Regions from separate parts of the Mus musculus genome. Here all the other regions are linked to region 4. A link is a loop called in an ENCODE intact Hi-C map of the cell type or tissue named here. Cell type or tissue: gastrocnemius. All regions are shown on one strand. Each heading gives the region's core, and the rest is flanking DNA. Links, peaks and the distances in the headings are about the cores only.

The links. Peaks named below come from ENCODE experiments on the same cell type or tissue, not always from the same donor. Only the 100,000 strongest peaks of a DNase experiment are listed, where the experiment ranks them.
Region 1: a loop joins it to region 4, with 3 times the contacts of the local background. A loop is called at or near these places in 9 of 42 quality-filtered maps.
Region 2: it touches region 4 in a loop (3-fold over the local background); 5 of 42 quality-filtered maps call a loop at or near these places.
Region 3: it touches region 4 in a loop (2.6-fold over the local background); 8 of 42 quality-filtered maps call a loop at or near these places.
Region 5: a loop joins it to region 4, with 5 times the contacts of the local background. A loop is called at or near these places in 15 of 42 quality-filtered maps.
Region 6: it touches region 4 in a loop (8-fold over the local background); 35 of 42 quality-filtered maps call a loop at or near these places.
Region 7: it touches region 4 in a loop (2.8-fold over the local background); 5 of 42 quality-filtered maps call a loop at or near these places.

Annotation. Positions count from the first base shown.
Region 1 is chr12:73,322,655-73,327,006 of GRCm38, forward strand. All of the region lies in intron 5 of Slc38a6 (solute carrier family 38, member 6), which reads left to right. Among named protein-coding and RNA genes, the nearest start is that of Slc38a6, 38 kb to the left of the region's middle. In gastrocnemius, for the core only: a CTCF peak has its summit at 2,330 (motif pointing left); a DNase peak (open chromatin) is centred at 2,298; H3K4me3 peaks cover 189 bases; H3K27ac peaks cover 3,753 bases.
Region 2 is chr12:73,108,220-73,112,571 of GRCm38, forward strand. Six4 (sine oculis-related homeobox 4) reads right to left here. Exons shown (of 3, transcript NM_011382.3): 1 at 4,124-4,352; 2 at 442-1,130. It also overlaps a transcript of Mnat1 not described here. Among named protein-coding and RNA genes, the nearest start is that of Six4, 2.8 kb to the right of the region's middle. In gastrocnemius, for the core only: no CTCF peak of the experiment used is centred there; DNase peaks (open chromatin) are centred at 2,303, 2,913, 3,427 and 3,955; H3K4me3 peaks cover 3,415 bases; H3K27ac peaks cover 2,742 bases.
Region 3 is chr12:73,447,913-73,452,264 of GRCm38, forward strand. It overlaps Gm33929 (a long non-coding RNA gene), which reads left to right. Exons shown (of 3, transcript XR_001780532.2): 2 at 639-735; 3 at 1,180-1,435. It overlaps Gm34080 (a long non-coding RNA gene), which reads left to right and starts at 2,665. Exons shown (of 4, transcript XR_381684.3): 1 at 2,665-2,984. In gastrocnemius, for the core only: a CTCF peak has its summit at 2,442 (motif pointing left); DNase peaks (open chromatin) are centred at 1,318, 2,168, 2,440, 2,815 and 1 more place; H3K4me3 peaks cover 498 bases; H3K27ac peaks cover 1,904 bases.
Region 4 is chr12:73,515,013-73,519,364 of GRCm38, forward strand. No RefSeq gene overlaps it. Among named protein-coding and RNA genes, the nearest start is that of Gm34016, 7.9 kb to the left of the region's middle. In gastrocnemius, for the core only: CTCF peaks have their summits at 1,701 (motif pointing right) and 2,500 (motif pointing left); DNase peaks (open chromatin) are centred at 1,878 and 2,493; H3K4me3 peaks cover 493 bases; H3K27ac peaks cover 983 bases.
Region 5 is chr12:72,846,129-72,850,480 of GRCm38, forward strand. No RefSeq gene overlaps it. Among named protein-coding and RNA genes, the nearest start is that of Gm40441, 3.9 kb to the left of the region's middle. In gastrocnemius, for the core only: a CTCF peak has its summit at 1,874 (motif pointing right); a DNase peak (open chromatin) is centred at 1,815.
Region 6 is chr12:73,019,037-73,023,388 of GRCm38, forward strand. No RefSeq gene overlaps it. Among named protein-coding and RNA genes, the nearest start is that of Gm51264, 25 kb to the right of the region's middle. In gastrocnemius, for the core only: a CTCF peak has its summit at 2,085 (motif pointing right); a DNase peak (open chromatin) is centred at 2,103; H3K27ac peaks cover 261 bases.
Region 7 is chr12:73,407,096-73,411,447 of GRCm38, forward strand. D830013O20Rik (RIKEN cDNA D830013O20 gene) reads right to left here and starts at 2,468. Exons shown (of 4, transcript NR_046013.1): 1 at 2,308-2,468. In gastrocnemius, for the core only: a CTCF peak has its summit at 1,815; DNase peaks (open chromatin) are centred at 1,670, 2,537, 2,794 and 4,025; H3K4me3 peaks cover 638 bases; H3K27ac peaks cover 3,880 bases.

The sequences.
Region 1 (4,352 bases), core at 262-4,261, 190 kb before region 4:
GGCAGCAGGTTTCCAGAGACTTCAGCCCTCAGCCAACAGGCATAAATTATTCCTCCTTACAATAGAATTTGAAGCTTCCTCTTGTCAGTAGTGCACTGGGTCACATGTCAGATGCCTTGTGTTCTGTCACCTCCAGCCTTTGGTCAAGTAGGCACATGCTTCAAGGATCTCCCTCTCCCTCTCCCTCTCCCTCTCCCTCTCCCTCTCCCTCTCCCTCTCCCTCTCCCTCTCCCTCTCCCTCTCCCTCTCCCCCCCCTCATTCTCTTGGCTTTAGTTTTGCCTTTGTTAAAAATTTTGGTGGGAAATGCAGAGCTTGGAATCTGTTTTCATCTAGAAGTGTAGATTCTGATGTGGTTCTTGGGGAAGGTGCCATGGCATGTCAATTCTTTTAGGCATTAATGGGGCAGAGTCTGTATTTTTAGTTAGGTGTCATGTCTTAAAGCTTCCTAACTCTTTCAGTCTCTCCCCCTTCCCTTTTTGTGTTACAGGTTGTTACTGTGCAGTCTAGGTTAGCCTCTGAGTCTTAGTCTTTCTGCCTTGGTGCCTGGGCACTGGGATTGCAGATGTTCACCACTGGGATTGCAGGAGTGTACCACACCTAATATATTAGTTACTTTACCTAATGCTGCAACCAAGTACCTGAGCAGGGGCTTTATCTCTGCTTACAGCTCCAGGGGACAAGATCCTGGAGGGGAAGGTAGCGCTTCAGTACCCTAAGGCTGCTGACAGAGTGCCCCACAGTCAGTACCCTAAGGCTGCTGACAGAGTGCCCCACAGTCAGGAAGTGGAGAGCAGGGGTTAGTGGTGCTCCCCTTCTGTCCCCATTTTCTTTAATCCAGGACTCCTTCCCACAGAGTGACACTGTCCACAGTCCTGGGGTGGCTCTTTCAGCCACAGTTAAACTTGTCTCCCAGGAGTTCTAGATCCTGTCAAGTTGACAAATGTTGTTAGCCATTACACCCAGCTTCTCGCTCTCTTTTTAAGTTAAAGACTTTTCACAAAATATATGTCATGCATATCTCCTGTGGCCCCAACTTCTGTTCTGTGCTATGTAATGTTTAAACATCTTCACCTTCTTGTTTTAATCCCTAACACTAAAAGGAAAAACAAGAGCAAAATGATCATAAATTCATAAATTACATTTGACTACTTATTCTGTGGGTCTTTGGTGAAGGCCTGGTTTATTCCCTTACCATAGTCATAAACAAACAGGCACTCACGCTGACCACAGGCACCAGTGTGACTTACCAAAGTGACTGTGGTAGGGGCTTCCTTCCAATAACCTGTGAAAATGCCAATTATGACATTTAGGGCTCTTAAGGTTTTAGAGTTATTGGCCTTTAGAACATGGAGAGCCATAAGAAAATGATCTGGTCTCTCAGCAGTGATTTGGAGCCTGAATGAGGCGAGGACCAGCTGTAGCTCTCTGTGTCCCCTGCCTTCAGCAGAGCTAGCGTTTGCTGTGAGAAAGTTTCTGCTGGGCCAGAGGGAGAAAGGAGCCATCCTAGAGCGTTAATGTTGAATGTTGTTGCTGGCAAGAGAATGCGAGTGCTGGGTTTGAACTTACTGAAGTACCTTCTAAGAGGACCGAGTAGTGTGGTGGGAAGGCCAGCTGTTCTCACAGCGCCTGCTGTTTCATTACTCACTCTTCCCACCATCTGAAAAATAGTCAGTTTCACATGAAATTAAACTTCTGTGGTAGACCATTCCGTAGGCGGCACTGTCACTGGAAATCAAACAGCAAACCTCCCCTCAGCTCAGTTACGCCAAGGAAAGTCCTACTCACTCTTGGAAGTCCACGGCTAAAGCAGAGCCACTTAATGTTCCTAATTCACACATCTTGCTCAACTCACAACATTTCCATGAGTGGCTCTGAGCAGCGGGCCAACTTCCTCTACTTCTATAATATGTGAGTCTTCATGGCTTAGCTCCTAGGGCCTCACAGAAGATTAACCATTGACTCGCTGTACGTTGTCAGGAGAAACCTAGCTTCACGGGAACCTCCCGAAATGGCTAGGATGGCCCAAGTTTTCCGGACTGGAAAGTCTGGCACCGAATCCACAGACGTTAGCAGCCTTGATTAATGCCTCAGTTCGGGCTATTAGGTGTGGGAGAACCACAGCTGCCTATGCACTAAGATAGCTCAGAGTCTGCATCTTACAGACAAGACCCAGCAAACAACCACAGTCCATGATGAAATGTTAGACAGCTTATATTGTGTTCTTCCTCTTCTTATGACTGTGAAGGAGGAGCCCAGGGTAGTGATACAGGGACAGGTCTGGCCTGTCCCTCAGGAGCTGGGCTTGGAAGTGCTGCTACACCACCATCTGCTGGTCAGGCACACTGCAGCTTTGTGGTTGGTTGGTTGTTTTGTTTTGTTTTGCTTTAAAACCTGAACAGTATTATCTCCAAATTCTAGAAAATATTGCAAAAGTCTAGAAGTATGGGAAATTTGAGAGGAGTCCCTTTTCACAAGTCAGAGGCCTAAACAAACAGAGGCACTATGGCATTTGCCTTGACAAAATTTAGTAGTAACATCATTTCAAAAGCAGTGCATTAGCAGTTATTTCAGTTGACGTTTGATAACAAGATTTTAAAAATAGATGACTCTGTGTGTGTGTGTGTGTGTGTGTGTGTGTGTGTGTGTGTGTGTGTGTCTGAGGATTGCATGCAGGCTAAGCAGGCTTTTCCCCTAGCCCTCCTTTCCCTTCTGTTAGAGACAAGCAGGCCTTGAACTTCTTGATCCTCTGATATCAGCCCCGAGTCACTGGAATTCTAGAGCCTAGCCACTAGGCCTGCTTCTCTGGTCCTGCTTAGGTTTAGGGTCTTAACAAACTGTAAAATAAGGGCTCTTTTAGGACAGTGAAGTAACATTTTCCACCATGTGAAATTTTTTCCAGTTTTGCACAACTTAGGGAAATTACATTGTTTTATAGAGATTTTGAGGGAAAAAAAAAAGGATTCTTCTTAAGAAAGAGACTGATACAGTTTGAGTGGGTCTAAAATTTCCATGCATTTAGAAATCTAGTGGAAACACCAGGTTAATGAGCCATCTTGAATACAGTAGTTATTATCCATGACTAAAGACAAACCATGGAAAGACAAACCATAGTGCCTCTGTTTGTTTAGGCCTCTGACTAACCTCTGAGCGTTGCTGGGCTCCCCACCCCCAACCCCGCGAGTGCTGAGAACCCAGTGCTATTTTTAAAATAGCTGAATGTCATCCCAGCTTCATGCATGTTCTCCTAAGTGCCTGACAACATGACTGATTGTCTTTTAGACAAATGATTGTTTAGACCCAAACTCAGTCAAGTCTTTTCTTTCTTAAAGTTATGTGGTTAACTAATGACAAACGGAGAAATATCTCAGGTTGCTTGGGGAGCGCTAGTTCTAAAGCTTAGAGACACAGGGGAAGGGGATTGCTTTTTGTCTTTTCTTTCAGGTTTCAGTGATGTGTTAAATCTCTGATACATGCAAATAGGAGACTTTCTCTTTGCAGCTCTGCCTCTACTGACATGCAACTAAATAATGACAGCAGATACTATGAAGTCCTGGCATGAAGCTCATGAATTTTGAGCCAGTTACTCCAACAAACGGGCTACAGCCCCAAATGGACTCCATTAACAAAGCAGGATGTCTCCAGTGTGGTGCAAAACTTTGATCTTCATTAGAGAGATGGTTATTTTCTTTGAGCCCAGCTGATGAACTCAGCAGCCAAAAGCTGTTTGTTGCTTAAATGCTGATAAAAATAAATAAAGGCTTCATTCTAGAGAGGGCCCTTTGACAGAGTTTTCTTATTTTTCTTGGCTTTGGCTGATGGCTTCCCCCACCTGCCCAGGGCAAACTAGCTTGTAATAGAGCGAGCCCCTCAAGTCAGACCAACTGTTTGCACCAGCACCCACGTAGCAAATGTGTGCACAGGACTCCCAATCTCTGTGGGCGAAATCATGGCTTCCTGGCAGGTCAGTATGAAAAAGGTGTGCAAAGAACTTCCTATCACTTAGAATGTAGCCAAGCATGGAAGATGCTTGCTGTGCTCAGTGTGAGCAGTGTCCTCATTCTCTAGCCTTGCTCCTCTGTGTCCAAACTCATGACTCCCATGACCTCAGGCAGTAGTGAGACTTTTCTACCTGCTGTTGCCTGACCAGACGTCTCTGTCTCAGTGCTTTCCTGATGGAACCATCGCTTTTCCATGTGATTTTTCAATTCCTGTGTCTTGACTAGGTTGACAGCATTCTTCATTTTCTTTCCAGCATAGTTTCATTCAAAACAAAGGGGAAAGAATACCTATTCGGCTAATGTGGTGAAACTAACTGATTTGTAATGGCTGATAACTGTCGTCCAGGTGTATC
Region 2 (4,352 bases), core at 139-4,138, 410 kb before region 4:
TGCAAGCAAGACTACATTCTGTCTTTTAGTTTATTCTTTTTAAAACGTCTTCTGGTCAAATAAAGAACTGCTTGACTAATTTTATGTTCCTAGCAATTTTATTAATTTTTAATTTTAAAACGTCAAGTACTGGGTTATTTTATAAGCACTGATTGACTTGCCATATTCCTATAATTGTAGAGTTGGCAAGGTCTGCTAGAAACGGTACTTTTCCATTCTGTTTGGGGGAAGATAAAACGCCATTCCCCAGGATGTAAGAAAGTCAGGCAAGCTGGATAGTATTTAGGTACTGGGAAACACATCACGGCTGTTCTGTAACTGTGTAAACCAATGATGTATCTGGACAATAACACGGATCTATAGCTTTCACTAAACCTGTCATTTACAGCAACTAACCAACACATGCCCTGGTGCATTGCTGGTACCAAATGAAGCTTTTACCTTGTGAAGCTGCTACTGAGACAGGAGGCAGCTGCAGTGGAGAGAATCCAATGCTCCCATTAAGGAACTGGCCGTTGGCTCCAGAATTAGGGATCTGGACAATGCCATACTGGTTAATTTGCACGGGTGTAGTAAAAGTCACCACAGAGCCACCGTCCTGGGAGGCCACTGTCTGAATGCCTTCTCTTTTCACTTCAGTGCAGGGTATCAGCCCTGGGAATGACACAGGGGCACTAGGGCTGTAGGAGGTGGTGGCTGCTGAGTTCACAGCAGAACTCTGGAGGACTTTGAATTCTTTCACATCCTGGGAGGTAGATCCCAGGATGTCTGTCATGGCTATGCCATTGCCCACAATGTTTGAAGACATTTTGGGTGGGTTCAGTGACACTGTCTGTGTATTTCCCACATTCAGTCCATTAAGGATAACTCCATTGTGTCCCTGAATAAAAGAATTGCCATTAAGGAAGACAGGTGAAGTACTTGCAGGTACTAAGCTTCCATTCAACAAAACTCCAGACGAGCTTAGTGATATCTTAGCATTTCCAATTTGTTGCATATATACTGGCTCCACGTGGCTAGAGAGGCTGAGGTTGGTGACGCCATCAGATGCGCCTGAAAGTGGATGAGGAGACAAATCCTCATGTCCCTTGCTGGATTCATCCTCGGTACTGGGGTTGCCATCCGATTCGCTGTTCAGGGGGAGGAGAAGACATTTGTGAAGGTCAAGGGATTGACAATCGACATAGTTTGTAAAACATCCTTCAAACTCATTAACGGCAACATTTAAGCAAAGCACAATAGAATTATCTGCTGGCCCTGTTGAAACTATGAGGTTTTAAGCCAATTCTGCCCAGCCAGGGAATGAGATGATGCATTTGGACCCCTTAAAAAAATAAACTTATAGCTGGGTGTGGTGGCGCATGCCTTTAATCCCAGCACTCGGGAGGCAGAGGCAGGCGGATTTCTGAGTTCGAGGCCAGCCTGGTCTACAGAGTGAGTTCCAGGACAGCCAGGGCTATACAGAGACAACCCTGTCTCGGAAAACAAAACAAAACAAAACAAAAACAAAAAAAAAACCCAACCAAACAAACAAAAAATAAAATAAAATCAGAGAAAGACCAGAAGGATGGACAATGTAAAATTCAACTGAAAGCACTTTAATACTGTGTTTTCATTCCTAGAGCATTCCTAGGCTACTCCAACTGTTAAAAGGACTGCTACCTCTGCCATAGAAGCGATTCATGAAATGTTAATGGGTCGTCTTGCTGTTTAGGAGAGCCAGTTCAGATTCATGTTATTTTTAAGGTAGATGGAATCGCCAAAGGAGCAGGAGGGGTGAGGTGTTCAGTTGTATTTGCCAGTTAGGTAACCAGAGGCCATTTTCTCAACTGTTCCCAAATCTCTATTCCACCAGAGAGACAACTCTCACTCAATAAAGTGCTTTGCCCTTGTAGGAAAGACACTCGCAACTCTCCATATGCACAGTTGCCTTTGAATCCAAAGGAAGCCATAAGGGCTTATTTAACACACACCATCCAGTGCTCTGGTGAGGTGGGAGGGAAAAGGTGAGCATCACTCAGTGGCCTTGTCACTATCAGACTCCTGCCCTGAGTCTTCAGTCCTCCTATTCCAGGATCCTGGACATAAGGGAAATACCAAGTTCGGGTCAGGGAGGAATGGTGGCAGTTTTCCTCTTTGGTTTGAATCTGGGCGGGGCAGGACAGAAGCAGTTTGGAAGCCTGGTGAGACTTGGTCCAGCTGAGGATCCAACATCCCAATGTGGTCGGTTTCCTTTCAAGCCGAGGGGAGGGGATTACCCAGGCTTTGGGCTTTGGGGCCAGGAGCGCAGAAAGCGCTTTGATTTATGAGCTGAAGCAGAGCAGCCGTCGCCATTGGTGAGGGTGACTCACCAGGGGTGCGGGTGGGAGGTAGATCCGGAGAGGGGCCTATACCAGGCAACTGGGCTGGGGGTTGAGGGTGTGGAGTTAATGGGGAGGAGGATGAAGTCAGCAGAGCATGGCTCAGGATATGTGTGTGTGTGTGTGTGTGTGTGTGTGTGTGTGTGTAGATTAGATCCTGGGAACTGGGCCGGTTCCATAGCAAAGGTTACAGGACAGCTGGTCAGCATGTGCCACCGGCTTCCTACCCAGTGCCTAGGAGATTCCTTCAGTCCATCTGCAGAGCACTCCGGGGTAGGTGGGGTCTCCTAACCAGTGCTCTTTCTTCGGGTCGCCCCCTCTCTCAAGACGGAGAGGGTGCTCGCAGGTCGCCCGGCATGTTTTGTTTATGGTTACCCGCAACAAGGGTCAGGGCTGCACAGTGCGCCTCTCTCCCTGCCTGGGGTGAGCTGTGGGCCTCCAGCTCCACCCGGGCGCAGGGCATAGTAGCGAGGGAGGGCTCTGGAATGCGCAGGGTGATCACCTTCACCTGGCCCAGGCTGGCTGCTTCCATGGCTCCCGGGTTCCTTCCCAGAGCAAAACATTTGAACTGCATTTTGATTCTCTTCTCCCCAATCCCCGCGGGGAGGGGGCCATCAACCTTCTGCTTACTTTACCCTTACAACAACAACAACAACAACAACAACAGCAGCAGCAGCAGCAGCAGCAGCAGCAACAACAACCACTACACACCTAAACAACAACACACCCACACACACAAACACCCACACACAGCCAAGGGTCTGACTCTAGCAGACACAAAAGAGAAGAACAAAACAAAACAAAACAAAAACCCTGCATTTTATACGAAAGAGAGAGAGAGAGAGAGAGAGTGTGTGTGGGTCTGTGTGTGTGTAGGATGGCTGAAGGAGGACTGAGTGGATAGCTCCCCTACTTCTTTCCTGCTGCCCACCTTATGCCAGCCGGCTTGTCTCCTATTCCCAAAGTCAGTAGGGGATCATGCTGTGTTAGGGGGTCCAAGAAACTGTCCTTCAGTCCTGCCACCTCTGAGGCACTGTAACCCGATCCGAAGTTGTTCAGAATCAGGTTTCAAAACACCGCAGAGACGAGCAGCACCCACACCCCACGCTGCCCTAGCAGCGATGGGAACCGCGGCGGGCAGGGTAAATGATTAACTCTGTCATATTAAAGCCTCGACGTCCCCAGACCCCATCTGAGCCACTAGTCTCCATTAACTCTCCTTTTCCTTCCAGAGAGCCCCTGGTGACCTCCAGGGCAAGCCCGGGCTTCAGTCGAACCCTGGGTACCCTGGAGCGTGTGCGCACTCCAGGCTCCGGGTAACCCCGCGGAGGCAGGGACCCCGGCCGGCGCCGGCAGCCCCTGCGGGCCCAGAGCTGCCGTGAGAGCAGCCTTGCCGGCAGCGTGCGCACACATTCCCTAAAAGAACCAAGGCGAGAGTGGCAACTTCAAAGGCAGCAGGATGGGGGTGGGAAGCCGGGCAGCAGTGACCAGCCGAGGTGGGGGCGGGGACTGGACCTAAGAGGGCGACCAGAAACTTCTGGGGGCAGGAGGGGGAGGGTTAGGAGGGAGGATCCCCCGCCCGCTCGTTGCCACCGTCGTCCCCCCTACCACCCCGGTAGGGAAGCGAGGTGGGGGGCGGGGAGAGGTGGGCAGCCGGACCAGGCTGGTGGGGAAGGTAAGCGCCATGTTTTCGAGCGCTAGGAGGAAAAGAAAGCTGGGAAAGGGTGGGGGGAGGAAGGGGGAGGAGGAAAGTTGGCGCTCACCTTTTGGACTGGGTCTCGGAGGGGTTTCGGTCACGCTGCCGCCGGTTCTTGAACCAGTTGCTGACCTGGGTGAGGGAGAGGCCGGTGATCTTGGCCAGGTGCCGCTTCTCAGCCGGCGAGGGGTAGCGATTCTGCTTGTAGAGCTCCTTGAGCGCGTTGCGCGACTTCTCCTTGAAACAATACACCGTCTCCTCGCCGTCCCAGATGGTGCGGGGCAAGGGGAATTTCC
Region 3 (4,352 bases), core at 138-4,137, 67 kb before region 4:
AAACTGCACCTTCCAGGCCAGCCTGGAATGCAGAGTGTTTACTGTCTCAACTCTTGCCCCCCAAGCCATCAACAGTGGGAACACACACCCATACCGTAATGGATACCATGTAAGGTTTCAATGCATATGTTTTGATTACAAATTAAACACTTTCAGGCAGGCAGGACAAGATAAAGGGAGATGTTTCTTCATCCCTGTCCCCCTAGTGTTGGATGGGAAGGTCTCAGTCCAGGCAGGAGGAATCTTTATAAAGGGGGGGGGGGGTTGACTCCGTTTGTTCCCATTTAGATTCTGTGTGCTTTTTTGTTTGTTTTGTTTTTCGAGACAGGGTTTCTCTGTAGCCCTGGCTGTCCTGGAACTCACTTTGTAGACCAGGCTGGCCTCGAACTCAGAAATCCACCTGCCTCTGCCTCCTAAGTGCTGGGATTAAAGGCATGCGCCACCACCCGGGCTGGTTCTGTGTGTTCTAAAGACAGCCTCCTGCACTGCCATTGTGACAGCCTTCATGATAATGGCTGTTACCATCCGGATTGCAGACTCCCTGGGTAGAAGTGAGTCCTTTCTCTGGTCCTACACTTTGTTTCAGAACTCCAGCTGACAACAGGGATGTCCCTAACCATGCTCCAATTGTGTTTCAGTGGCATCTCTATTCAGCGAGCGTCCCAGCTGCAGAGAATCCCTGCCTAAGTCTTTCATCCACTCCCCTGGGATCTGTTGAGGGCCCATCAGTACCAGGTTAGCTTCTCTCAGTCAGGGTTGCGGGAAGTTTAGCTGCCCCGGTCATTTTCCTACTTACTGGAAACCTGAAAAACTCGTCAATGACCTTCCCATGACCTGGGGTAGCAATTTCTCAACCTGTCGTTGCCTGTCACATTTGAGAGGAGGGCGGGATTAATTCTCTTCCATGGGTGTCTTTGTGCTTGGCTGAGCCCGAGGTCTCCTTCCATCCCTTCCACTCTCCCTCCCTCTTTTTCCTAGTTCTTCCTCATTTCTTTCCACATTCATGCCCTGGGACCTGTTCTACAAATATCCGAGGAGAAGAGAAAGAACAAACTAAACAGAGTGTTCTAAACGCTACAGGGTTTGTTTTGGTTTAATTTCATGAATGAGGCTATTGAACCGAGCAGCCGAGCAGCCGTGTCTCCTCTCTAACCTGTGCTTTTCGGGTCCTGTTTCCAGGTGCGGCGGAAAATCTGAGGCACCTTGGCTAGGAGCCCATGGTGAAACCCGGCTTTGGCTCCTGTCTCCCCATCCTCTATGAGCAGTGGCAGCTACAGCTGCTGGAGTGGGAGCTGCAGCAGTGGGGCGTGGCCTGCAGGGCTGTTGGAGTCCATCGCACACTGATGGAAAGGAAGCGGAACCTTCACTCAAGTTGGCCAAGCACAGAAACCACCAAGCAGGAAAAATGTGGGCGGGGCCGGGAGGAGAAGGTGGAGAGAGGTCTCAGGGTGTTGGGTTTTGAAACCTTCTGTCTTGACTGAGGCCCAGGCTCTCAGCACAGGGTCCCTGACACATGGCTGAGGAATTCCCAGTGGCCTTGGATGACATTTCAGTTCATTTCTCTGAGTCACACTTTCGGAGGGTTTCTCTTTTCTCACCAGAGGCAAGCGGGGGGGGGGGGGGGGGGGGAATGGGGTCGTTTGTGTTATTAGTAGGAGAGTTAAAGACATGAAAGAATGGAAAGAAAGGGTGTTAAGAAGGGAGAAATGATCTGGAAGTAGGGCCGGAAGAAGTGGTCACTGTAGTAACCAGTGGATAGATGAACAACCCAGACAGACTTCGCCCTTCTGCCTCTTACTGTGGTGGCAGAGCAAGACTTGGAGCTGTTGGGCTTGCCTTTCCATCACAAATACTCATCGAGTACCTTCCATGGTCCTTTCTGTTCCGGTTACTAGAGATACGAGGCAGAGTCGTTTGCAGAATGTCCTGCCCTTGTGAGGGTTGCTTCAATGGAGGAGAAACTCACTGAGCAGAGCAACAGTGGTCAAATGGAGCCTTTGATCCAAACTCTTTTGAGTTTTTAACCTAGATCTGAGATTTAACAGAATGCTCAGGGCCCAGGTGCTGCAAACATCCTCTGCTGGAGAGGTGGGTGCGTAGGAAAAGGCCACGCCCATTAGTGGCGCCCGGGCTTCTGTAGCTCAGCATCAACCACAGGGTCTTAACTTGGAACTGCACAATCCCCCATGGTGACACCTCCTCTCTCCCAAAAGGGTGGGCAGGATGTGGAGCTGACAGGGAAAGAAGGGGTCTTTTAGTGTTCCTTGTCCCTTTGGGCACTCTAAAGGTCATCTAGGTTAAAAGTCCTCATCACGGGGCTGGAGAGATGCTTAGCAGCCAAGAAGACTGGCTGCTTTTCCACAGGACCCGGGTTCAATTGTCTGCATCCACGTGGCAGACACAATTGTCTGCAACTCCAGTCTCAAGGGTTCTGATGCCCTCTTCTGGTCCCCACAGGTAACACATGTGTCAGCAGGACTTAGAGGCAAACCATAAAAATACATAAAAATAAATAAACGAAATAAAAAGAGGTAGTTAAAAAAAATCCTCATCGTGTAAATTCTAGACTCCAAAAGTGTGTCTAGAGCCAGGAAAATCCACATCCTAGATCCAATAGGATTTCAAATTTCCGGCAGAGAAACAGAGAGAACACCGTTGACAGATGAGCTTCACTGCGGCTTGGCTTGGATTAATGAATCTGGGGCTGTTTCTTACAAAAGCACCATTGGCAGCCAAAAAAGCATTAATTTGGAAAGGGAAGGAAGGCCATACTGAGGAGCAGCTGAGAGCCAAGGACCCAGAAGCAGAGCTCTGGAGTTCATGCTGGGCTTGCCTTTAAGTAGCTTTGCTGAAGCTGGCACTACAAGCTGAGCAATGGAGACCAGAATGCCTGGAGCCCTTGGGGAAGGTCTCACCCAAGCTCAGAGCAAGCACTGCTAAGGAGGAGGGCAACATGAAAAGACGGGAGGAAACCAGTGCTAAAGGTATGAACTATAGCATGCAGCTAGGATCCCAGCATCTCACAGAACTTTAGAGCCCACCAGAGTGAGGGGCTGAGATGCCTCTCTAGTGCTGGAGGGAGTATAGCCCCCTGCTTAGCTAACCTTTTGATGAGGGTTCAGGCAGGGCCAACACTCACTGACACCCTTCCCCCCAACACTCACCCTGGCCATCTGTCTGCTCTCTAAAGCTCACCGTCTGGCTGGGTCCTCAGGGCCCTGTTCCCCTAACTGACCTCCAAGTGACTTCCACTCACTAGTCCTCTGAGGGACAGGCAGCCTCCGAGCAAAAACCATGGCAATAAGGAAGGAGGGAGAGGAGAGACAGGAGTGGAGGAAGGAGAAAAGAAATGTGGAGGGAGATGGCTAATAACATTATTTCATTGCTTATCCCTGTAATGTTGCTATTGTTACAAATCATAAATATCAGATATGCAGGAGATCTGATATGAGACCCCCAAAGGGGTTACAACCCACAGGTTAAGACCCACTGGTCTAGCACTGCCTTTAAAAGCCAAACGGCCAGGAAGGCAGAGCCCCCCCAGTCCTCTCTGACACCTCCCACCCGCTTTCTTCATCCTGCCTACATCTCAGCTAACCTGGTTCTCCAAGTGCTGCTGACACTCCTTGATTCCCCTCCCCCTCCCTGTCAATCACTAGTGGAGAGATGGCTCAATTCACCTCCATGGCTGCTGGGAAGATCTCAGTTACTCTTTCAAAGGCTTCTCTCCATACACCCGAGACACCTACAGAACCTGTAGTGGTCGGGCCAGACCTTTGATGGCTGTACAGTAAGTTAGACTTTCACATGCACTCGCATGTCTATGCACATTTATGAAGGGTAAGAGGAGTGTTTAGCCACAGTTCCAACAAAGGGGTTTTGGATTTCACACATCAGGGGCTAGGAAAAGTGCTGGTAAGTGGTCATCCAAAAATAGGAACTAAGGCAGACCGGTGATTAAATATTCATAGAGAAAACCTGCCATACACAATGTGGCCTATGTATGCCTCTTTACCTGGACATGAAATAAACTGTTTTCATTATTATTTTTTGCTTAAAACGAGAAGTAGAACATGCAATGTACTTATGGTCCAGGCCAGTCCCTAGGTCTGTGGCCTTCAGGATGAGCGATTGAGAGACCTTGGCAGGTGTGATAGATACTGCCTTACTAGGGATCAGCTGAATTCTATTAACATAAGTAGGAGTTATTTGCCATTCGAACAAATTGGTTCATTATCCACGTGATATTTAAGAAAAGCTAATGCAGAAATTATAATCCCATCCCGAAATCAATCTGTGGAAAAGTATGCATGATAGCCATGAAACAAAATTCTGCCCGGGATGTTTCTGAG
Region 4 (4,352 bases), core at 270-4,269:
TGACAGTGGCAGCTCAGTCACAGAGTTCTTTTCCAGAAGGGGATGTAGAAAGTGGGGGACCTGGGGGCCTTTCAGACCCCAGTTCCCAACCTTAGTGACTGGAGGTGGCAAAATACAGCAGTCATTATGCTATATGTGATATTTACATTCACACTAAAATCCACATGAAGTCTTTTAGAATATCTTTCATTTACTCTTTGACAAGTTCATATGTGTATACAATGTACCTTGATCTTACCCAACCCCCACCCCCGACTCTGTCATACTCCTCCAAGACAGCCCCAGGACACATCGCCCTCCCAACCTCATATCCTTTCCACTTATTTATTTACTTATTTGTTTCTTATTTTTATTTTTAACCTATTGAGTTCAGTTGACGCTGCCTGCTGGAGCTGATCTTGGTGTGCTGTAGTGCAGGTGACCACAGTGGGTTTGTAGGCGCAATGGCCACATCACCCACAGGGGATTTCATTTCATAGCATTCTGCCTCACTCTGAAACTCTTACATTCTTCTGAGTCTTGCAGAGGGATCTTGACACAGACGTCCATTTAAAGGCTGTCTTAAATGAGATGAAAGGCTGGATTGCCAGAGCACACAGGATTTTAGGGCAACAAAAACTCTGGTCAGTTTTTGCTCAGCTCTTTGACCAGTTGTGAGCCACTGAATCCCACTCTCGCATGAAGATGTCTGGTGCAGCTCTCTTTATAATTTCCTCAATTGGGAAGCAACTGAGATATCTTTCAGGAGGTGAGTAAACATACAAGCCATGAAATAATAACATAATAATAATAATAATAATAATAATAATAATAATAATGATAATAATAACAACAACAATAAACAGGTGCAGGCTAGCAAGCCATGAACAGATATACAGGAAGATAGAAGGAAGGAAGCCAGCCCGAGAAAGCCACGTGATGTATAATTCTAACTCTGTGGCATTCGGGAAAAGCAAAACCACTGAGGCAGTGAGCAGTGGTCGCCAGGGATTAGAGATGAAGTGGGGATGACCTAGCAGAGCGCACAGGGTTTTAGGGCAATGAAACTGTTCTCTGGAGTACAGTAATGAGGGACTCGGGTCATATACATTTGTCCAGACTGTGAAGCACAAAAAGGGAACCCTAATGTGAGCTATAGACCTTGCCAGATAGTTATGTGGGTTTGGAGGTTGTAACAAATGGGTCAGGTTTCGGGGTGCAGAGAGCATATAGACACCCTCTGTGCTTCCTACTTTTTCCTTCAATCCTTCAATCCTAAACAGTTCTGAAAAACAAAGCTTTTTTTTTTTGTTATTGTTCCTTTTGTCTAGCATGTTAGAAAGCAAGCAAAGGCAACTTTATCTACATTTTTCAGTGCTGGAAATGAAACTCAGGGCCCAAGGCAGGCTCCCCGGATGGGTCTAGAGAAACCGAAAAAGAAATGCTTTGTTCAAAAATTGAGTTATCTTGCCAGACGTAATGGGGCACGCTTTTAATTCCAGCACTTGGGAGGCAGAGGCAGGTGGATTTTTAAGTTCAAGGCCAGCCAGGTCTTCAGAGTGAGTTCCAGGACACCCAGGGCTATACAGAGAAACCCTGTCTCGGAAAACCAAAAAAATAGAAATAAAAAAATAAAAAAATTGAGTTATCTTATTTATGTTTAATTATGTGCGTGTCCGCAGTGTGCATGTGCTAGTGGACCACAGGATCCAGAAGGTGGCGTCCTAGAGCTGGAGTTAAAGGCTCTGTGGGTGCTGGGGATCAAGCTCGAGTCTTAGCCATTGAGCCATCTTTCCAGCCCTGGAGTGTTTTATTTCTAATGTCACTGGGGATGCAGCCATGCTCAGTGTGCAGCCGGTCAACTCCCTCCGGGTTAGATCCCACACCTGTCTCCTCAGCCTCATATCAGCGCTTGGTCAGGGCAGACCGCCCGCTACCCAGAATACCATGCGGAGGGTAGAGGTGGGAACCTATTGCATGTAGGCAGAGACCTGAACAACCTACAACCTATTGGACTTGCTAAGCTCCTGAAGGAGGAAGCTGCTACCACTAAAGCCTACCTCCCAACTGAGGTTAGACAATCATCCGGGACACCCAAGTTTGGAGCACAACTGGGTGATTAGCTGTGTCACAGACGCCACCCTCAACAATGTGATGAATATCCTGTTGAGAATGGATGGTGGGCGGCGGCATGCACTGCTTGGCTTTCCTGTCTCTATTTTCTCAGTTGACGGTGACACTCAGAAAGGAGAGAAAGACCGGGCAGGTTTAACGAGAACGGAGCTAGGCTGTCATTGTACAAAGGGAACACTGACCAGTTTATCCAGATTGAAGCCTACTCGGCACAGACTCATTATTAAAGTATCAATTTCCCCAACATTGCGATCCTATTCCCCAAACCATAGATTATTTTCTTCTCTATCTCTAAAGGCTCTGTGGCCTCTGTCTAAAGCCGCTGCAATAGCTGGACAAGGAAAAAAAAGAGCCTTTGAAGATTATGGTGGGCAACAGCGACCTCTGCTGGGAGAATGGGGCATACTTGCACCACCCTAGACTGACCCAGAAAGTAAGACTAAGCTTGTGTGGTGCTTGTGGAGGCAGAGGGAAAACACACACACACACACACACTTTCATTTCTGTTTCTAAACTACTTTGAAGTTCAAATCAAACGCGTAAATTTACCTCTTTTTAGCTTTGTAGAAACAAAATATGCTACGTGTTCGCCACTTCCACAGCTTATTGGTAAGTGATTTTTTTTTTTTTTTCAGAGAGCCTCACCGTGTACAGAGGTTCTAGGGCAGCCTAGTGCTGTTGATTAGTTAATGGATTCTTTCCCATCTACCTGCCTCCTGGAACTCCAAGGTGATCGAGCCCAAGCAGGAAAATGTGTGGCCCACTTGTGCCAAGTCTGAGCTCCGCGGCAGGCTCTCACGCTGTTAGAGTTCCGCGGCAGGCTCTCACGCTGTTAGAGTTCCTTGGAGGTAAGATGAATCTGACTGTATCTGACTCAGGTCAGTGTGGGGGTCGACCGCATTCAAAGAGACATTGGCACACCCTTTGCCAAACTTTCCTCCTTGATTGCCCAGGAATGTGGATGTTTATTCTTAGCTCGCTGTGGGGAGAACATTGTGAATACTTTTGAAAAGAGCGGCTAGAAAATGGTCAAACTAATCAGGCAAAGAAGCCATTAGCTTTTCCCTGAAAAAAATTATTTCTGCCTTTCAAATCTTGATATGCCACTGCATAAAAAAACAAGCTGGAAGGCTGCCAAAGCGTGTGTGAATTTGGGGGGAGGGAATTATTAATGGTGAGCCGTTGGTAGACATGCCTTTAATTTGGGGATGAGTAAACTTAAGTTCATTTTAAAGGTTTCTCTGCCTATACGACATTTACTAGAGGATGGGGTTGGAAAATCCTGGGAATGGCCAGCTATCTATCCGTAGGGAACCTGGCTGGTGGAGACAGGTACTGGCGGTCATCCCTTGTGCTCTGGTTGGTGGTCATCCCTGTGCTCTGGTGGTCATCCCTGCTAGCCATCTGAGAAAAGGGGACTTTGACGGAGAAAATGCCCCTATCAGATTAGCCCATAGGCAAGCCTTTGGGGCTTTCATGATTGGTGATTTATGTGGAAGGACCCAGACCTCTGTGGACAGTACCACCCTTGCGCAGGTGGTTCGGGGTTGTAAAAGAAAAGAGAGCAAGCCAGGAGGAACAAGCCAGTAAGCAGTGCTCCTCTGTGGTCTCTGTGCCTGTTCCTGCCTCCAGGTTCCTGCCTTTAAGTTCCTGCCGAGGCTTCTCTGATGATGGACTGTGATGTAGACCGGTCTCTTCCTAATCTGCTTTTGGTCATTGTGTTTATCATTCTAACATATCCGCGCAACACCGCTTCCTCACCCCACCAGCTCTGTATCATCACCTGGACGGTGCTGGGAGAAATACTCTGTACTTCTCTCATGGTTGAGGGACTTCCCGAGGATCCCGGGTAGTGACATGCTTGGTCTCTTGGGTAATGTTTCGGAAAGGAACAGAAGAACCATTAAGGTTGAGTCTGTGGAAGGTCCTTAGGTTATCAGGTGTGGCCTCTTGGGTTCTTGGGAATGGATTGTTGTAAAAGAAGGAAGCCTGATGTCTCTCACCACCACTGTATACCCTGCAGTGATGCAGCCTCCAGGCAGTTCTCTAGAGCCAGTGTTGGCTGGACATCTTGATAAGTCGCTTGTCAAGTATTTTGTTATGGTGATGCTATGTGGACTCTAAAGAATGGAGACACAGACCTCCAGTTAACCTACAGTTCTGACCAGGAAGAGTGCTGCATGGAGGGAAGAATTCTGCTCCTTGAACCTTGAGGTATGCAGTGCTCTGTCTTCCTTTGA
Region 5 (4,352 bases), core at 239-4,238, 670 kb before region 4:
GTTGATGAAAATAATTAACTTACCCTATTAGAAGAAAAGCCCAGGACTGCTAAAGGCAGCAAGTCCCCTTGTCCCTTCCTCAGATGAAGTGGGAGAACCTGCTTCCTGGGTGGTCTACAGACAGGTCAGGGAGGAAAAGTTTTCTTTAAGAAAAGGCGGGGAGGCATTGTCCCCGACTAGGGAATGCACAGCCAGCTTAAGGTCAGAATTGTTCCCTTTGTGACAGCGATTGCTCAGGGGTGTGAAAACCCACATTTTAAGGATATTTCTGTTAATAAACAAAGCATTTGAGAAGGATGTAATTTCGTTAGACCTGCCTTTTGTGAATGCTTGAAATTTTCCCTTAATCCCAATAGCAAGATCCCTCATACGGTTATTGTGGGAGAAATTTGAAAAAGAAAATGGGCTAGACTATAGATGGAAATTGAGAAATTGTTTTAAAAAAATGTCAGGTGTCAGTCTGATGACCTTCCACCTTTCTGTAGCATGCTTGTTTCTCTAGGTGCCACTGAAGCCACTGCTGGCACTCCCCAGCAGAAGGGTAGGGAGGAGACTTAGTCTTTGTCATTACTGGCGCCGGCCCTCTCCACCCAAAGCACAAAGGTAGAAATCTTCACGATGCTTAGTTGGAACATGTGTTTCGAAAGATGTAAGGTTGGCACAGGCTCGGAGACTGCTGAAGGTAGGAAACTGGTTCCTATTTAAGTAAATAAACAAGCATCAAACACCTCTCTCTGTCTCTCTCTCTGTCTCTCTCTCTCTGTCTTTCTGTCTCTCTCTTTCTCTGTGTATGTGTGTCTGCGCTCTCGAGCACGTGTGTGCCAGCACATGTGTGTGAGTGTGGTACCCACATAAGAAAAAAATCTTCCTCTATTGGTCTCTACCTCATCTTTTGATGCAGAATCTCCCTGAGGCCAGAGCTCACCATTTAGACTACACTGGCTGCCCAGGAAGCCCCTGGCACTTGCTTGCCACCTCCTCCCCCAAAACCACCAGCAATGTACATATCATCTGCCCCAGCTTTTTCATGGGTCCTGGGGATCAGAACTCAAACCTGAAGCCTTGGGCAGCTTTACCCACTGAACTCTTTTCTTTCTTCCTTTCCTTCCTTCTTTCTTTCATTTTTTAAACAAAGATTTATTTATTTTTTATTTATATGACTACACTGCAGCTGTCTTCAGACACACACTAGAATAGTGCACCGGACCCTATGTAGTTGCTGAGAATTGAACTCAGGACCTCTGGCAGAGCAGTCGGTGCTCTTAACCACTGAGCCATCTCTCCAGCCCTCTATTTTCTTTTATAAAGATAATCTAAAGTCATTGGTCCAGTTAGACTCTGAACTTGCATAAAAGCTCTGTGACAATGACCTCTGAAATACAGATTGAGGAGGCCAACAAACTGACTATGGCACCCTGTCAGTTCTACCTGTAATTCTGACCAAAGAGTTCCTCGTAGTACTAGATGGTGTAAAAGGCGTCTTTCCCTTGGAGGTAAGACAGATTTCTTAACAACTGTCCTAGAGATAAGGCCACTAAAGTATGCACAGAGGTAGCTGCAGTGAGTAGTTCCGAAGTGAGGATGGGGGAAGCCTCTCAGACCAGCAGAGGAAAAAGGGTTACATTGGGTCTCTTCATATGTGCGTGCATGAGCAAGAGCACACACACTCATGCGTGTGCACACATGCACGCACACACACACTCCCAACCCCCACTTCCTCTTCAGGCTCGATGATGCCAGGTCTATCTCTATTTCCATGACCCTGAACCACATGGGTTGCTGCCACCATCGCCTTACCACAAACCCGGGTTGAGGTCTGATATCTTTGAAAATGGGGAGAACTTCTAAGAGCTGCATTATTTTCAATAGCCAGCAGGTGGCAGAGCAAACCTTGTTCCCAAATCCACTCGCAGGTTTTTCAAGTTACTTCAAAAGTAACTGTTGAAAATTTCAGTCAGGTCAGATAAATTTAGTAGTCAATGTTTCATTAAAATATCTGCAATAATAATAGTTAATATGAAGACAACTAACTCAATTCTGTCTATAGCATAACTGGCATTTTCTATCCCTTAGGAATCTAATACAGCTGCAAAGATTTGGGGTTTTCTTTTTGTTTTCAACTTCCATTTTCTTCTCATTGTGCTAGTCGGTTGGAAAGAAATGCTGGCCCTTTCTCTACTGGGATTCATTTCGCATTAAGCAGGTCTGTTTCTGAGAGCTGGATGTGGCCGAGGAGGTTCAGGGGAATTTATAAGAATGATGCTGATTGGGAAATGGGGCTTTCCTGGATCCTCCTAACCCGGTGCCCTGGGGAGCTAAGACCTGCTTCCCCAGGGTCTATCCAGCAAGGGGGTGGGGGTGGGGGGAAGGCCAACAGAGAAGGCGTCTTCATCAGAGCCCTCCCCTCTGCGGCTTTCATTATAGTGCCCTGGTGTGATGGCTCTTAAACCTTGGTGTTCTCAAGTTCTTTAGTCTGGTGTTTTCTTCATCTGCCTTCATACTTTCCTGTATCGTGGCAGACACCACAGATTATTAAAAGGGTTTCCTAGCCAAGCATTTGCAGAACTGTTTAATTTTACATATGAACGCTATACCCATACATATATTCTCATTTCCATATATGCACGCATAGTCTCTGCATACACATCTGTAGGAGGGTCAAACCTTGTCACAGTGAATTTCATTGCTTGCAGTACTCAACTCTGTTATTTTAGAATTCTGCTGCTTCAAATATATTGTAACTAAACAAAAGGAGCTGGCTTATAAGAAGAAAGACCTAAATGTGCCATCTATTTCCTATCACTTAGATCTTAGGAACTAAGGATTTTTTTTTAACTTGAAATTATACCCTACAATCCAAGATCTGATACTTACCACATGTTTTGGGTATTCATACATTCATTAAGGTAAAGGCACACTGAAAGCTTGTGTTACTACGTATTTAGAGATGACTTATCTCTTTTCAGAAAGAGACTTCAAAAAGACCTGCAGGCTATAAGCTATACATCCTTCACAGAGTTACAAGTATTTTCAACAGCTTATCTCCCAAAGCTTAGTTAAACAATGTATCAATAGTTAATAGTCCTAGAATTACATAATATCTTTGGCAAACTGACCAACTAAATCTGGTAAAGGTAAGGTTAGCTGTTTGCCTGTGCCTTTTTCAGTTCAAGAACTGGGTTTATTTAGCATCTCAAATCCTGCTACAACAAAGTTCCCTCTTAAGTGGACTCAAGGGAGCCAAACAGTGCATGCACATCTTCCAGGAACACAACAAGCATGCTGATGGTAGTTTTAGACGTCATTTATCAGGCAGGAGTTAAGAGCCTTTATTGCTCTTGCAGAGGACCCAGGTTCAGCTCCCAGCACCCAAACAGTGGTTCATAATCAGCTATAACTGGGGTCCCATGCTTTCTTCTGGCCTCTGTGAGCACCAGGCACCCATGTTACTACATACATTCAGGCAAAACACTTATACAATAGAAATAAACAAATCTTTTAAAAAGAAGTTATTTACCTTTCCTTGACTTTGTCGGTTCCATCTCATAACCATGCAAATGTGTGTGTGTGTGTGTGCTCATTTTCTCTATGGACAAGGACACACACACACACCTTACACAATCTTTTCCAATGTCATTGGTGTGGCCAAGGGTGTATGTGTGTGATTGGGTATAGATAACCAATAGACTTAAGTAAAACTTGCATTGTAAATGTGCACTTGCTGTTTTCCTTTTCCAACATGATGCGATTCTTCATTTTTTGAAATGAGGATTGAAAGTTTTTCTTGTTTCATTTGTAAAGCCCAGAGGCCAGCGCCGGGTGTGGGGTGCGGGGTGCCGGGTGCAGGGTGCACACTAACAGATCCCCAGCATGTTTCCAACCTGTTCTCACTGTTTTGTGTTGTGCTGTCTGTCATGAACTTGGTGTCACTTTCTGTTTTGTGTGAAACCTATGCAGTACATTCATTGGGTCTCAGTGCCAGCCCTGGCGCTTCTTTTTAACCCTGGCATGTATGGGTTCGTTTAGAGAAACATGGCCGCAACAAAACAGCAGAGATGTGTCTGGATGTTATTCGTGGGGAAACGGGTTTCTATTTGTGGTGCATTTCAGGGCCTCCCGTGGGGCTCTTTAAAAAGCCTGTTGCTCTTTTTCCACTGAAGTGTCACCTCTGTCCTGAATATCACAGTGATAACCAGAAGGGCAATCGTTAAGAATCATCTCCGTTAATGATTACAGGATTTTGTTTCACCATCTAGCACCGGCAGAATTTAAAGGTGCTGTTTATAGAACTGGAGAAAATTAAAATAGCAAAATAGAGATGTTAGCTAGGCTAGTTTCTGAATAATTGTCAA
Region 6 (4,352 bases), core at 134-4,133, 500 kb before region 4:
AGGAATAAAACAAGCCAAGTTTCCATCTGACCTTGGCTGACCTTGAAACCAATCGTTCTTCCAGTGCTAGCCTAGTCAAGAGTGAAGCTTGTGGTTTCATCTCAGTTTTACCACAGGCTTTGTGATGAAACGCTAAAAGGGAAAAAAGAAAAACCCACTGAGATTTCTGCTCCCATTCCTGTCTTCTTCCAAGATCTTTTTGCAGAACCTGGTGAGTTCTATGGTCCATGACCACGCAGCTCTGTGATTTCTGCTCCACAGAAGAGAAACAAGCTTCGGCTCAGAGAACTCAGCACTGAAAACACAGAGAGTCGCAGCCAGGCTTGGTGGCCCACACTTGTAATGCCAGCCCTTGGGAGGCAGAAACAGGAGAATCGCATTGTGAATATGAGTCCAGCCTAGGATAAACATCAAGAACTTGTCTCAAAACCCCACCTATTAAAAGGGGGGTGCGGCTAGCATTACTAAAATCCATACAGCATCAAAGTCACAGGTCCAACACAAATCTACAAAATAAGAATATTAGGCCAGACATAACAGCAACTCAAATAATTTAAGAAAGTATTTGAAAATTGCTGGAGGGTTTGTATTATACAGAAGAGGGTCTAGGAGAGGAAAACCCAAGAACTGACAAAGTTTACCCTAGAGTAGAAGCACAAGAAATATAAAATTGGGACAGCAGCCTGAGAGATGCCAGAGACAAAGAGTGAAGATCTATCCTTCCGTGAAGTAGCTCCGAATTTCCAACTCTGGAATAAAGAAAGAATCCTCGCTTCGTCCCCACGAAGGCTTTTGTGAATTATGCATTATGTTTCTCAGAGAATGGGAAGTTTAAGCAGGAAAAAAGCATACCACCAATTATGAGAACATTCTAGGAGCAAAAAAAAAAATCAGTCTCAGTGCGTTAACTGCACTGTGAGAAGCCTTCACATCAGTGATGATATAGGGAACAATTCCCGGAGCTTTAATTTCTGCAAAAGTGACCAGGAATGACCCATGGGGAAGATAGGCGTTGCCCAGCATGTACAAGGAAGACCCTTTGCTTGCTCCCAAGGACCAAAGAGACTGTCACAGGGAGAAACAGCTGCAGTGGATATGCCTGTAATTCCAGTACTCAGGAGGCTGAGAACAGAGAACGCACTTAGAGCTCAAAGCTAGCCTGAGCTACATAGCAAGACCTTGTCAAAGGAGGGAAGGAAGGAAGGAAGGAAGGAAGGAAGGAAGGAAGGAAGGAAGGAAGGAAGGAAGGAAGGGGAAAGCTAAATCATGAAGTTTTTTTTTTGTTGTTTTGTTTTGTTTTGTTAGGTTTTGAGACAGAGTTTCTCTGTGTAGCCTTGACTATCCTGGAACTCGATCTGTAGACCAGGCTGGCCTAAAACTCAGAGAGACTCCTCCCCTCCCCCGCCCCACCCCCGCTGCAACCCACCCCCGAATGCTAGGATTAAAGGCAGGCTCATGAAGCTCTTAATAGACCAAAGCATATACCAATTTCCCTTACAGTCATTTCTTCCTACTTGCCTTCTATGGAAAGTTTGAGTTGACTGATGACCCTTGACTTCTGTGTCTGCTGAATTACCCATAGGCCACAGGCAATGTTATCTCTCCAGGGCTCCTGGTAAAATGGAACACTCCTTCCTGCAGCCCCAGCTGGGACTATGACTCCAAGCCCAAGATTCTATGAGAAGATTACACACTGGGCATTGAAGCCAACACATGGTCACATAAAAGGGACCTCTAATTTTCTACCCTTCTGTAAAATATATATGCAGGCTCCCTATGGTAAGAAGCCACCCACCAATTAACTGCCTTCGTCACTAATGTATAAAACTCGGTGAGCTCATAAGATAAATACAGGACAATTTACTAGATCCTTGGCACTGGTGCGATTATAAACAAATGCTCAGTGGAATATTTTTTGCATTTGAGTTTGTTTCCTGAGTATGTTTTTGTTATAAATTTGCACACTTACCCAAAGACCGAATTACTAGCTAGGATTTACAGCTATCCTTGCGACCTGTTACTTGGGCACTTTCCCATTAAAAAGTGCAAGTTGATTCCCTGGAGATGCAGTAAAGATTCTGTGTATCCAGCAGGGGGCACTCACAGGCAAGATACGGATAGCTTTAACTGGTCACAAACTGATTCATTAAAGCCCGGTGAATAGTCTATAGATGTCTTCTTTGTTGGAGGTAAAAAGTGAACTTTATTCTTAGTGTCCTCAATGGGGTTTTGATATTGGATATGAGTGAGACATTTTTCCCTTAATGTAATCTAAAAATGGAGAGATTCCATACTGACAATATGTGAGCAATGGCAATCTGTCTGACTTAGAGCTCAGTCTGTTCTCTTTCCCAACTGAGCAATGTTAGGAATGGGATTAAGAGCTCACACACAAAACAAAACAAAACAAAACAAAACAAAACAAAACAAAACAACACCTCACAGGTGAAAACTGGGGATAAATGCCCCAGAAGTCTCACCTACAGTGTCTAGTGTAAGCAGGGCCTTAGATCCCATTCCCAGCTGCAAAAGCAAACCAGATAGCCTCCTGCTGGGAATGGAGAGGTGGTTCAGTGGTTAAGATCATCTGCTGCTCTTGCAGAGGGCCCAGGTTTAGTTCCTAGGACCCACGAGGTGGCTTACAACTCCCCGTAACTCCAGTTCTGAGACATCTGATGCCCTCTTCTGACCCTTTTGGGCAACAGGTACGAATGTGGCACATACATGCAGACAAAACATCCATACACATACAATTTTTTTTAATTAAAAAAAAAATGCCTCGGGACTGGAGAGATGGCTCAGCAGTTAAGAGCACTGACCGATTTTCCAGAGGTCCTGAGTTCAAATCCCAGCAGCCACATGGTGGCTCACAGCTATCTGTAAGGGGATACGATGCCCTCTTCTGAGTGTCTGAAGAGAGCGACAGCAGACTCACAGATATTTAATTAATTAATTAATCTTTTAAAAAGCCTCATGTGTTAATTTGAACATTTGAAAGCAAGCCAAAACTATTTTGGATAAGAATAAATTGAGCATAGAAAAAAAATCAAAGCGGCTTTCCTTTGTGACGTTTTCTTTCTTTCTCTTTTCTTTTCCTTTTTTTTTTTTTGACGGGGGGGGGTGGTTGGTGGGGGAAAGGGGGGTGAGCAGGCTCTCCCCAGGGAGTCCAGGCAAACATGGAGTGGAAATCTTCCTGCTTTGGTCACCTGAGACCTGGGATTACAGGATGGAGCCCAACACCGCACTAAGGCTGTCGTAATACACAATAGTAACCACGGTTTTAATTAATAGTTCATAAAAGCCCACATGTGTTTTATAAAATTGGTGACAATCTCATCACAGATATGCTGTACTTACAATTTATTTACCCTTGTGTCAAATTTCTAAGTATTATTAATAATCCATGCTCCTTGAACAAGCAAAATCAATCAGTCTATTATTTTAGTAAAGTACATGGAAATCTAACCAGGCTTTATTGGCTGTGTAAGATCAGGGAAGCTAATGCTGGCCGACTCTGCATTTGCTTAGCACTTATGAATCATGCCATGAAAAGAAACTGCAGCATACAGCGGTTTCATCTTTAGGACAATCCTATAAGGAGGGTAGCCCAGCGAACTTCACTTTGCCAAGAAAGGAAAATGAAGTTTAGAGGCAAGTGTGAAAATATATAATATACATCATGAAACATAATATATAATAAAATATATAACATTATATATTATAATATGTAAAATATAATTATTATACTTTAACAGATAATATTAACATATCAATTATATATAATAAATATGATATAAATTATGTATATAGATACATAAATGTACATCATCTCCTCATTATTCCTGTGTGAACAGTAGTAAAAACGAGACTTGACTTTAAGAGAATGGTTGTCCCACATGGACTCTATTGGTTGATTTTCTCTTCACTGTAACCAAATGGATGACAAAAAGCAATGTAGTGGAGAACCAATTCATTTAGCTCACAGTTGGAGTGCATGCAGCCTGTGGTGCCAGGGAACTCTTGCTCCCTGTTCACACCTCTACAGAGAGACCAAGGGCACTCAAGAAGCTGGGAGAGACTCTAGAGCCCCAAGGTCTACCCTGAGCAACCCGCTTCTTCTAAAGAAGCTGTACTTACAGTCCCAGACCTCCCCAAACAGCGCTACCCAGCTATGCACCAAGTCCTCAAACTAAGCCTGTTGGGGTCATGCCATTCAAGTCCCAACAGACCGTGGGTATGAATCTTGCATGATTACCATTGCTGTTGATACAGTGCTTACTGCAAGTCATTATTATTATTTTCATCATCATTATTATTTTCACTATTATTATTATTGCCATTTTGAGGTTGTT
Region 7 (4,352 bases), core at 203-4,202, 110 kb before region 4:
AGCGAACCAACGAGAAGGAGGCAAGTGCCCCTCTACCAAGAGATTTAAAAATCAAATGAACTGCTGGGGATGGAGTTCATGCCAGAGTGCTCATGCACAAGGCTTCTTGATTTAGTCCCAGTACAACAGAAAACACACACACACACACACACACACACACACACATATATATATATACACACACATACATACATACATAATACATACAATACTATATATATATATCAATATATCACACACATACAATATTACACACATATACATACATACATAAAATATTCTGAGTCTGGACTACTGTGTACCTCCTTCCAGTAATCTATTTTCCACGGAGTTCTGAGGCTGTCTGTCTTTCAGTCAAAGATGGGATTTGTGCCTCCTGCCTAGTGATTTCTCGGAGCACATGACACCCTCTGCCTGGACCAGGTTCCTTTTATCTACTAATTTTCCCTGAACTTACTGTGTTCCCACCTACACTGGCTTTTCCACTTTAGTCCTTGGTGTTTGCCTCCAGCTTCCTGCTCATCGCCTTCAAAGTATGTACTGGGCCCGTGCATCTTCTCACATTCACTAAGGCAGGAAAGGGAGACATCTTGTGTTCTTCTGGACTGGCAGTACCTGACTCGGGGGCTTAATCGTCACTTATTAATCAGGTAGAGATGAGGGCTCTGTGGTAGGTTGAATGAGACCAGCCTCCATAGGTGTATATGTTTAAAACCCTGGTCTCCAGCTGCTGGCTGTTTAGGGACAAGGGGATAGGGTAGCCTTACTGGAGGAGGTATGTCGGTGGGGATGGGCTTTGAAGTTTCTAAAGCCTTGCACCATTCTGAGTTAACCCTACCTCCCTCTCAGGGATGGAGATACGAGTTCTCACCAGTTCTAGCTGCCACATCTTTGCTCCTTCGGACTCTAACCCTCTGAAGCCAGAAGCCCAAATACGCCCTTTCTTTTAAAAGCACCTTGATCATGGTATTTTTGTCACAGCCATAGGGCAGTAACGAGGCTTCTGTGGTTTCTCCGGTGTTTAAAACGAGCTAGGTCTCAGGGAACACTTTGCAGGAGTAAGGCCACTTGAGTTCCATAGGGCAGTAACGAGGCTTCTGTGGTTTCTCCGGTGTTTAAAACGAGCTAGGTCTCAGGGAACACTTTGCAGGAGTAAGGCCACTTGAGTTTGGCAGATTTGGAGGGAGGGGGCGTTGCATAGTAAAGGTTTGCTACGAGGATAGTCCAGAGCAGGTGCATCATCCGGGAGTGAGTTCACGGTGGCCAAGGGTGTGAAAGGTGAAACACGTGAAAGGTGGTCAAGGGACACCGGCTACCCCTTTTCTGAGTGCACTTCCCCTTCCGTGACAGATGGGAATACAGCAGCGTTGACACATTTACTCCTTGGGTATGCCCACTTAGGCTAAACAAATTTAGCACAAGCTGAACAATTGGAACTCAGAGCTGATCCTAAGGGATTTAACAAGAGCTGCAAGGGCATTCAGATGACCCTGGATGATTCTAAAACCTGGAGAAAAAAAAATCCCCCAGCAAGCCCAAGCTGTCTGATCATGCGACCCATCTCCTGACTGACTGCTCACAAAGACCTGGCCAAGGACATTCCAGCTGTGCCAGGCCACTGGGCAGAGATCCCAGAGAGAGCAATCTATCACTGTTCATCACCCCCTCACACCTCAGGGAGCGTGGGCCTGTGGCCACGAGCTGGCAGACAACAGCCCCTAGCCCTTGCGACAGTGTGTATCCCCACTGCCAGAAAAGCAACCAAGGTTTTAGCACTGCGCCATTGGGTAGAGCCCTGGAGACTCTCAATACTCAGGTTCACCATTGGGTGGCTCTACCGGGGTCACCAGCAGAAGAGATGTCTCCCTCCCAGAGATTCATGAAGCCAGAGTGACAAGGTCGTTTTTTACCCTTCTCCCGGTTCATCTTCCCGCCCCTTCATAGAACATATGGGACCCTTCGTGCTGTGTGCACCCTGGCTTGAGGTGGCAAAGGTGAGGAGGCTCCACTTACCCTCTCCCCCTGCACCTGTTGTCAGTGATGATGGCTTTTGACTGTGGCATCTTCAGCAATTTCTGTATAGCCTGCACCATAGGCTAGGCATAGGATTCTCACCTGGATCATGTTCTCCCGCTAGAACAGGACTAGGTCATAGCAATAAAGTCAAGCCTTTCTCATCTGACCCACCATCTACTCTTCTTCCTTCTTTCCTTCCTTCTTTCCTCCCTCCCTCCCTCCCTCCCTCCCTCCCTTCCTTTCTTTCTTCTTTTCTTCCTTCATTTCCTCTTTCCTTTCCGTAAATCTTACCTTGATGTCTTGGCAAGAGACTCCAGGAGGTTGGAGTTTCTCTCCACAGGAGTAGATCAATCACAATCCACCAAGACCCTGAACCCATTGCTTTCTGAATCAGGAATTCAAAAGAGAAACAAGCCAACGCTCTTGTGCCCCCATGTTGTCCTTGTGCAACATCAGGGCAGTGATGTCCTCTGGCATGAGAATGGCAGGAACACAGCCAAGATGGAGCAGGAGAGAGGCTGGGAAGTGCCACACAATCTAGCTAGCTGCAGTAGCCAACATTCCTTGGCAACGACACTCTCACTCAAAGCCCTGGGAAGCACTGGGACACAGGTGTAGTCTAGCATCTATAGAGAGCACACCGGAAAACACCATGACATCCCCCTTGTGAGTTCAGTCCCCCTCCCATCTCGCCATATGCTGGTGACAAGGAGGAAGAGTGGGCAGTGTCACACACCCACCATGCTGCCCAGAGGGCAATGATGTAAGCCACAATGCTTAGGTTTCAGCTCCAAATGTGGCAGCCAGCAGCAGGAGGTGCTGGCAAACCCTTGGCTGCCAGGCATGCTTCTCAGAGCATCCAGGCTGCTGCATGGAGTTGCTGTTGCCCTGGACTCTGCAGCCCCCCAGAGCCTTAGGCTAGGTGGCTGGGGACTTTTGAGGGTTAGAGATGGGTCTGCAGTGTTTGTGGGAGCAGTCTCTGCTGTCCTTTCCAAGGGACAGAATGTTGCAAGGAGTCTATGTCACCACTTTTGAGCATCTATGCCCTCAAGCACTAGACTAAGTCCTTTACATGATTCATTGACACCTCTCAAAACCCCGCTAGGAATATACTGTTATTGGACTTTTGAGGATGAAAGTCCCAAGCCGTAGGCAGGCCGCGTCATGGCTGGTACAGCTGAGAACTAGCCAAGGTTCTTGTGCTTAGGAAGTAAACGATGCTCCAGCCTCCACAGATTCAGAGCACTAGCAGAGCAATCAAAATACTGAACAGGCAGAGTGTGACGGCTCACACCCTTTAATCCCATCCCTCAACAGGCAACCGAGGAAGACTGCTGTGAGCGCAAGGGCAACCTGGGCTGCATGAAGAGACCTCTCAAAACAAACAAACAAACAAACAAACAGCATTCTAAACATAGGTTAGATGTAGGTTGCTTGAATAAAGCAAGTAGCATTCCAGAATATGAGTGGGTACAAGGTAGAAATACCACAATAAATACATGTTTCAATGCAGCATGAAGGCTCACTAGATCTGGTCACTTGTCATGAAGAGAAAGGCACCTACCTGGCCACAGCTATCAGTTCTTGAGCTAAAGCCTGTGGAGTCACAGGTTAACCAGGCTGTAAGTCACTTTTTGATGTCTGTCCAGTTGGGGACATTCTGCTGTGGCATTGAGAGATGAAGTATTGGACTAGAAAGATGGCTGACTTGGGCAAAGGTGCTTGAGGCTAAGCCTGACAACCAGAATTGATCTGTGGGATCCCCTCGGTGGAAAAAAAAAAAAACCTGACTCATGAAAGTTCTCCTCTGACCTCCACATATGCACCATGGCGTTTGTACACATGTACACACACACACACACACACACACACACACACACACGTAAATCAAAGAAGTAAAATATTAAAAACAATAGACAGCGTTTCTCATGACATTAGATTTTTCAAGCAACTGGAACACATTAGGTGACGACTTGGCAACCTTTTTCCAGAAAGGGCTGGCTGGGAACCAAGAGAAGCTTTGCTGGTCACGTGACCTCTGCTGCAGCTTCTCCACTCTGTCATTATGTGTGAGGACAGCCACAGATGCTATGCAAATAAACACGTGTGGCTGTGTTCCGATAAAACATTATTTATGGACACTGCAGTTGGAATTTCACATTACTTTAATATGACAAAATAGTATTCTTTGGGGGTTTTTATAACCATTTTAAAATAGGTTAAAAAAAAAAGCACTCTTAGCTCATGGGTTACAGTTGCCAACCTCTGGGCTAGGCTGCTGAGTGGACTATCTCCTCATGTTCTGTCAGTGTACTCAGACCACTTGCATCAGGTTA